Linked DNA regions of Homo sapiens: region 1 is linked to region 2. Evidence: chromatin contacts called from ENCODE Hi-C or POLR2A ChIA-PET data. All regions are on one chromosome and are shown on one strand. The core of a region is the stretch at or near the end of the contact, and the rest is flanking DNA. Distances in the headings are between cores, read along the strand shown. Region 1 overlaps DLGAP1 (DLG associated protein 1). Region 2 overlaps DLGAP1 (DLG associated protein 1).

Evidence for each region. A loop is a pair of places that touch in the nucleus more often than their neighbours do. ChIA-PET counts read pairs that join two places held with the same protein, here RNA polymerase II (POLR2A). Pooled maps may share reads with other maps.
Region 1: a map of ascending aorta shows a loop between it and region 2 (2.7-fold over the local background). The contact joins two enhancer-like sites. A Hi-C loop is called at or near these places in 1 of 168 maps with a recorded cell type or tissue (ascending aorta) and 6 of 50 pooled maps. POLR2A ChIA-PET finds 5 or more read pairs at or near these places in 1 of 52 experiments (WTC11).

The regions. Positions count from the first base shown.
Region 1 is chr18:3,914,828-3,918,402 of GRCh38, forward strand. All of the region lies in intron 3 of DLGAP1 (DLG associated protein 1), which reads right to left. Among named protein-coding and RNA genes, the nearest start is that of MIR6718, 31 kb to the left of the region's middle. Within about 2 kb of position 1,429, at least 4 of the 41 ENCODE cell types and tissues checked have a DNase peak (open chromatin) inside an H3K27ac peak, as active enhancers do.
Region 2 is chr18:3,769,785-3,773,313 of GRCh38, forward strand. All of the region lies in intron 5 of DLGAP1 (DLG associated protein 1), which reads right to left. Among named protein-coding and RNA genes, the nearest start is that of DLGAP1-AS3, 110 kb to the right of the region's middle. RefSeq lists a silencer at 1,623-1,842. Within about 2 kb of position 1,372, at least 16 of the 41 ENCODE cell types and tissues checked have a DNase peak (open chromatin) inside an H3K27ac peak, as active enhancers do.

The sequences.
Region 1 (3,575 bases), core at 179-2,678, 150 kb after region 2:
CAACCTCCACCTCCTGGACTCAAGCGATCCTCCTGCCTTCCAAGGAGCTGGAACTACAGGTGCATGCCATGACACCTGGCTAATTTTTGTGTTTTTGTAGAGACAGGGTTTCGCCATGTTGCCCAGGCTGGTTTTGGGCCCCTGGGCTCAAGCCATCTGCCTGTCTCAGCCTCCTAAACTGCTGGGATTATAAACATGAGCCACCACATTCAGCTGTTAATAGCCATTGTAACAGGTGTGAGGTGGTATCTCATTGTGGTTTTAGTTTGCATTTCCCTGATGACTAGTGATGTTGATCATTTTTTATATGCCTGTTTGCCATTTGTATGTCTTCTTTTGAGGCATGTCTATTCAGGTCCTTTGCCCATTTTTAAACTGGGTGATTTGTTTCCTTGCTCTGGAAACTATGGCTTCTTTTAATAAGAATTTTACTAGTTTTATCATAAGCTGAGTTTAATAAGCTCAGCTGTGACAATTATGTATAAAAATAAGAGAATGCCAAAAGCACACTAGCTGAGCTTTAGTCAAAGTCCCTGTGAAGTGAACCTCATGCAGACTTAAAATAGTGGGTGACTTGGTAAAGTGGCAGTTCACTGCAGTGCAGCTCATGGAAGGAGGGGCCCAGTTATGACTTAGCAAGGTAATTGAGGAGATTAAAAAGGAACAAAGATGGAAGCTGCTAATTGCAACTTAAAAAGGGCATTTAGAACCTAATTCCAAACATAAGATATGATTGATCTGTTCCTGGGAATTCTTTTGTGCACTTGGAGGGTTTTAAGATCAATTAAATCTTTGCATCTTAAAAATAATGATCACAAGGAAGAAGAAAAGTTAAAACAAGGAAAACAGCATACTGGCATAGAACAAGCTATTTCTGAAATATCAGTTACATTTGGATGCAAAATTTCAAGTTTTCCTTTTTGGGAGAATGTCATCTCTCTGAAAACTTATTTTGAAACCTTATTTATTTTTTTTTTCTTTTCCTGTAGTCTTCCTCTGTGGTCATCTGAAGACATCTTACTGCTTTTAGGAAAGAATAGTAAGTCCTGACAAGTCTTAGACCTTAGATAGATGGTAGTTCTATTTTTAATTTTTTGTGGAATTTCTATAAAGTAAAAGTCAATGAAAACAGAGAAAATTCCCTACTCTACTATAGCAAGATGCCCATCAGCAGAAAAGGACAGTGTAGAAGCAGATTGACACTGAATTATGGTCACCCTTGCTCAAGTAAACAAATTAATATCCCCAAGGACATCCATAAGGCTTCCCTCTCAACATCTGAGGGCTGGATTTGCTCTCTGCTGTCCACCACAGACTATATTCAACTGCTGGAACCTTGTCTGGTGCTGAATAGCCCAAGGACAGGGACGCTGCTTCAGAGACACCCACGGTCACAGTTGCACCAGCCAAATCTGTTTTTGTGCCCGTGTCTTCTCGGAGAACAGAGCAGCATATGGACGGCTTGGGCTCCCTGCCATCTGTCAAGAGTGGGCAGGACAGCACGTGCAATCCCAATCTGCACCAATGCTTGGTAGATAACACTTTCCACAGGGAAAGGTCTGCTGGCCTCAGATAAGAACAGCTTTCAAATGGGGACTATGAAAAACTGTACAACAGTCACAACTCGGTTCCACTCCTCTCAGATCTACCTAAAGCTCTCATAGTCATAACCTATATGACTTTGAGGGAAGAAAATCCTGACCCATTGCTCAGTTGGTATGGAGCTTGAACATTCACTCACATGCTATAATATCATGATCATCAGTATCATTATAAACAACAGCATTTACTGAACTGCTACCCTGGAACTCTTCCCTTTAGCTTCTAAGAACATGCACAATGTAATATCTTCACCAATGAGACACAGACCTCAGAGTCTGTGCTTGCAACCATTAGGCTTCACCGCCTCCTACCTAATCTAGGAGCTGATGTTTGTAGAAGGGTGTGGGGAATGAGCTGATCGTTGTAGCAGGGATGTGCATGGAGGAGAGGGTGGAAAGGGTAGGAAGAAACAGCATAGAGAATGCATCAGGATGTTCCATGTTGCACATACACTATACAGACAGTTCCTGATTTATGATGGTTTGGTGTAGGATTTTTTTGACTTTACGATGGTGCAAAAGCAATACACATTTAATAAAAACTGTACCTTGAGTACCCATACAATTATTCTGTTTTTCACTTTTGGTACAATACTCAGCAGATTACATGAGCTAGTCAGCACTTCATTACAAAATAGGCTTTGTGTTAGATCATTTTGCTCAGCTGTGGGCTAATGTAAATGGTCTGAGCACATTTAAGTAGGTTAGGTGAAGGCTAAGCTACGGTGTTTGGTAAGTTAGCTGTACTAAATGCATTTTTGAATTAATGATATTTTCAATTTACAATAGGTTTATTGGGAAATAAACCCGTCATAAGTTGAGAAGCATCTTTACTAAATTTCCCAGAAAGCAAATGCGGTGTTTGTTATAGAAGGCAGGGATTTGCATTAGGGGCTGAGGACCCTGCAGACGGCAGTCAGCAGCATTCCAGCTCTCGCACCCATGGGTTACAAAGGGAAAGCACTGGACGTGAGTCTAAGAGTGATGGCTAAAGTCCAAGGAGGCCAATATCCATTTCTCAGTCAGTTTGTTGTTACCTATGTGTTCTCATTTCTGGAGGAGTCAGCTACAATATTACTGTATATGTTATATAATATTTGACATCATTTTATAGAGTAATGATCTACACTAGAATTTATAAATGTGAGGGTTTGTGAAGTCACTAGGCATGTACTGAGTAAACACCAAAGAGCTGCTCTATTCAACCATCATTTGCTATCAAGTAAATTTCAGTATAAGTAAGAGAAGACTGGCTCTGACAATTGTGAGGCATACGTTGGATGATTTTTTAATGCAGCATTATAGATATGTAAGGCTATGTAGTAAATACTCTGCTAGAGCGATAATGATCATTTTAAATTTGCTTATATTGTGAAAATTGTGTATATGGGAGAGTCAGTACCTAGGGGAAAAGGAAAAATTTCAGAAAAAAAACTAAAATAAGCACGTTTTTCTTTATATATTGTGGATATGAAAGGGTAGTGGTGGTGGTGAAGACTGTAGAAAGGAGATAAAGAAAAGGAAACCAGGTTCAAGGAGCCGCTGTACCCCACTCCTTGGCTCTCCCTCCTTCATAATCATCAGCAGTTGTACTAAAAAGAAAGGAATCAGTTTTACAAGTTTCCTTAAATCTGACAATGAACTAGAGGATCTTATATAGAAGGAAGTGCTAGGATAACATTCTGAAGAATCAAGATTGCTTGCATATTTGCATTTCTTTGGTTCTTGCAATCATCTCTCTATTCAAGCTGAGCTGTGAAATACACCATACCTGTTATTACTGGGCTAGTGGACCAAATATGCTTTGCTGTTGTTATTCCAATATCGTGTCTGTTGCTATGAAAATGAAGCCATCCAGACTAAGATTTCAAGTACGTAAACTGAACACGGTAGAAGCCAGCACACAGAATAATTCTAATTTTGAATGAGTATATGCCAAATAAGTCATTTAACCTTTGAGTCTCAGTTTCTTCT
Region 2 (3,529 bases), core at 122-2,621:
ACCAGTGTCAATATCCTCTTTGTGATATTGTTCTACAGTTTTTTGAAATGTTACCACGGTGGGTGGGGGGGGAAAACTGGGTATAAGGTGCATGAGATCTCTCTGTACTATTTTTACAACTACATGTTAATCTACAATTATCTCAAAATAATTTTAATCTCAAAATAAAATTTTAATTAAAAAAATCCCACCTTCAGACAATGAATGAGTCAGGATGCAGGAAAAACTAATAGTGTGGTTCACCATCTAGTTCAAAGCTGGACATTGGAACTGAGTTTGTACCTAAGAATAAGTAGAACCAAGTTAGTCTCCAAATTTTTAAACGTCTGCCATGATGAACCAGGGTCTGTGTGTGTGGCAGTGAGAAGAGCACACTTGAAGAATGTACTCATGGGTGGACTTGGGACCTGGTTGGAGACAGGCACTACTATGCATAAGGCCTGCATCTTCCATTTTCCCTGTCTGATAGGTCAGTGCTGTCACTGTGGGAGAGAGAAGGCAGGCAGGAGAAGGGAGGTGGTGGAATTTTCCTCTTATTCTTCTCTGAGTCTCTAGAAATTTGGGTACTTCTTAATGACCAGACACATGTCCTGAATATTGCTCCTGCCTTACCCCCACATCACTGGCTACTGCAAACTCCTAATAGTCACCTTGATGCCATAATTAAGGCAAAAAAGACTGGAGGTGGCCATAGGAAAAGGCATTTAAAATACATTTTGATGTGCCATGAAACACAGATGAATGCCCATTCATTGGCTATGTTTTACATGGGCTTTAGCTGTAGAAATGCAACAGCTCTGAAATTTATACTTAGAGAAAATAACTACTCATTCATCTGAACAAAAACATAAAAGTTTTCCAGGAAATGTGAAGAATCATTAACTTCACAGATTCTGAACAGAAAGTATAATTGCATACGCTATAAGGCAGAAGTATATTTGAAAGCATTTGTGAGTGAAATGGAAACATGCCCCATCAATCCATTATCACCAGAATCACATAGTATTTAAATGGCCACAGATACTCTGACTAAATCAATTAGGTACAAAGACAGAAATAATGAGTACTGTTGGTGGTCAAAAGCTTTTCCAGATAGGTGTTTAGGTGTTGGAAAGATGACTTCTACCCACTTTTATTACCTTTATGCCATGGTAAATTATAGTAATTTCTTATGCCTTGGGTGAAAGAATGGAAAGATAATATTCACCGTATTGAGGATGGTTTAACTTTTCTATAGAGAAGCACCGAACAATCACTACCACATGAAAAGGGATAAAAGCTTTCTGGTCAAAATGTACTCTATTATGCTAGCAATATAAGCTATTCGACATATTCTGTTGTGGAAATTCCCAAGCTCCCAAGATTCCGATAAGGAACGTGCTGCACGAGCTCAGGGCAGCAAGGAGATTAGACAATAAATAAACAAAGCTCCCCTTTCACAAGCTGCGGTCCCATGGCTGAGAATCCGCTCTTGTTCTTCTCTCTTCTAACCCCTGGGTCTTGTTCTTCCCTTCCTCTTCTCTGGGTCTTTATTAATTGGGCTTTGTGTCTATTCTAATGAAAAAGGCACCGATGCTCCGTCCCACTCCTTCCTGCGCCCCCGTGGAAGGACGGTGGGGGGACGACGGCGTAGGTCCAGGGGAGCTGAGAGTGCGTCTGTGTTTCCCCGGAGACGCGCTCGGCCCGGGGGCGGGTGGCGGCGTCAGTCCCGGGGAGGACCGGCAGGGGGCGGTCGAGGCTGAGGACTGCGCAGGACCGCCCGGGCGGGACGTGCCGTGTGTACTGCGGGACTTGCATAATACCACTCTCCAAGTCAGGGTGCCTTCCAGGAAATCCTGAGCGAGTTGCTCATTCAAGTTTTTCCATGTTTGACGTTGGTGACTTAATCAAAGAATCAAAGGATGTCAGGGGCCTGGATTGCTGTTATCTTCTTTCAAAGGCTCTCCTTCAACGGATAAAAAATTAAGGCTCAGAGCAGCTCTGGGTCTAACTAGCTAGTTAGTGGCAGAGCTGACGCTGTAACTGAGGTCTACTAACTGCCTGCCCTAGCTCTGAAAAAAAAAAAAAAATCCATGTGGCCACTGCCAGCTTCTATTTACAAGATAAATTTCTAACGCTGAAAGAACATTCTCTCCTCTCCCGGTCCCTTCTGAGTTCGCATTTCTGTGGCTTAAGCTGCAAGTGGTGAAGCTTATTTCGGGAACAGAAGCGCAAATTTAAAATACAATAGAATTATGAATAGATTGCAATATTTGACTATTTTATAACAACCATAGACTCTGATGGTAAAAACAGTTAAAACCTAAGCCTTTCTTTCTTTTCTTTTCTTTCCTTTCTTTCTTTTCTTTTCTTTCTCTCCTTCCTTCCTTCCCTTTCTTTCTCTCCTTCCTTTCTCTCCTTCCTTCCTTTCTCTTCTTCTCTCCTTTTCTTTCTCTCTTTCTTTTCTTTCTCTCCTTCCTTCTTTCCTTCCTTTCTTTCTCTCTTTCCTTCCTTTCTCTCCTTTTCTCCTTTTCTTTCTTTCTCTCCTTCCTTCCTTCCTTTCTCTCCTTCTCTCTCTCTCTCTCTTTCTTTCTTTCTTTCTTTCTTTCTTTCTTTCTTTCTTTCTTTCTTTCTTTCTTTCTTTCTCTTTCTTTCTTTCCTTCCTTCCTCCCTCCCTCCCTCCCCCCCACCCCCCTCTTTCTTTCTTTCTTTCTTTCTTCTGTCCCGGAGATCTTAATGAGCTCCTTGTGTATTCTTTCTTTCTTTTCTTTCTGGTCTAGTGTAGCTGCCTGTCGTCTTTTAATATATTTAGGAATAAGGAGGCTTTGTGAATTTTACATTCATGTGATCATTTTGGGAATTTTATTAATAATATTATTATATCCTCAATTTCTGAGCCCCACCCCAGAACAATTAATTTAGGCTCTAAGGGTGTTTTTAAAAACAGGCTATTCAAAATGTGGTTCTTGGACCAGTGGCATTGGCACCCCCTGGGAGCTTGTTAGGCATGCAGAATCACAGGCCCCACTTCAGACCCGCTAAATTAGCATCTGCATTGTAACAGGACTTCCAGGTGATTCTTAACTGCACTAAAGTTTGAAAAGACCAACTCTAAGCCCCCGATAACTCCAGTGAACATTTGGCAGAGGGCCTCACCTCTTCAGCATGGTATTGAACGGAGCCCCTGGTCCTTACCTTAGTGTTCCTGTCCATAATTAACTTGGCAGAGCCCATTTAAAAGAAGAGAACATTTTTACTTGTGCTTTAAGATCAGGCTGAAAGAATACTGGAATGAAGGAGTTCTTAATGAGCTCCTTGTGTATTCTTAGATGGGACTTAAAAATTTTTTTTTATTTTTTTAATGTGAAAGGGCACTATTGATACACAAGGAACTCGTGGGAACTGAAAAAAGGAAACCAGTTTCTAGGTGGGCTCTGTTGCCTGTATTTGACTCACTCACCGATAACACACTCATAAACTGACACACACATAAACTCTGTTGGGCTCTCAGGATATAAGAACATTTGGTAATAAACTAATATTAGCAGAT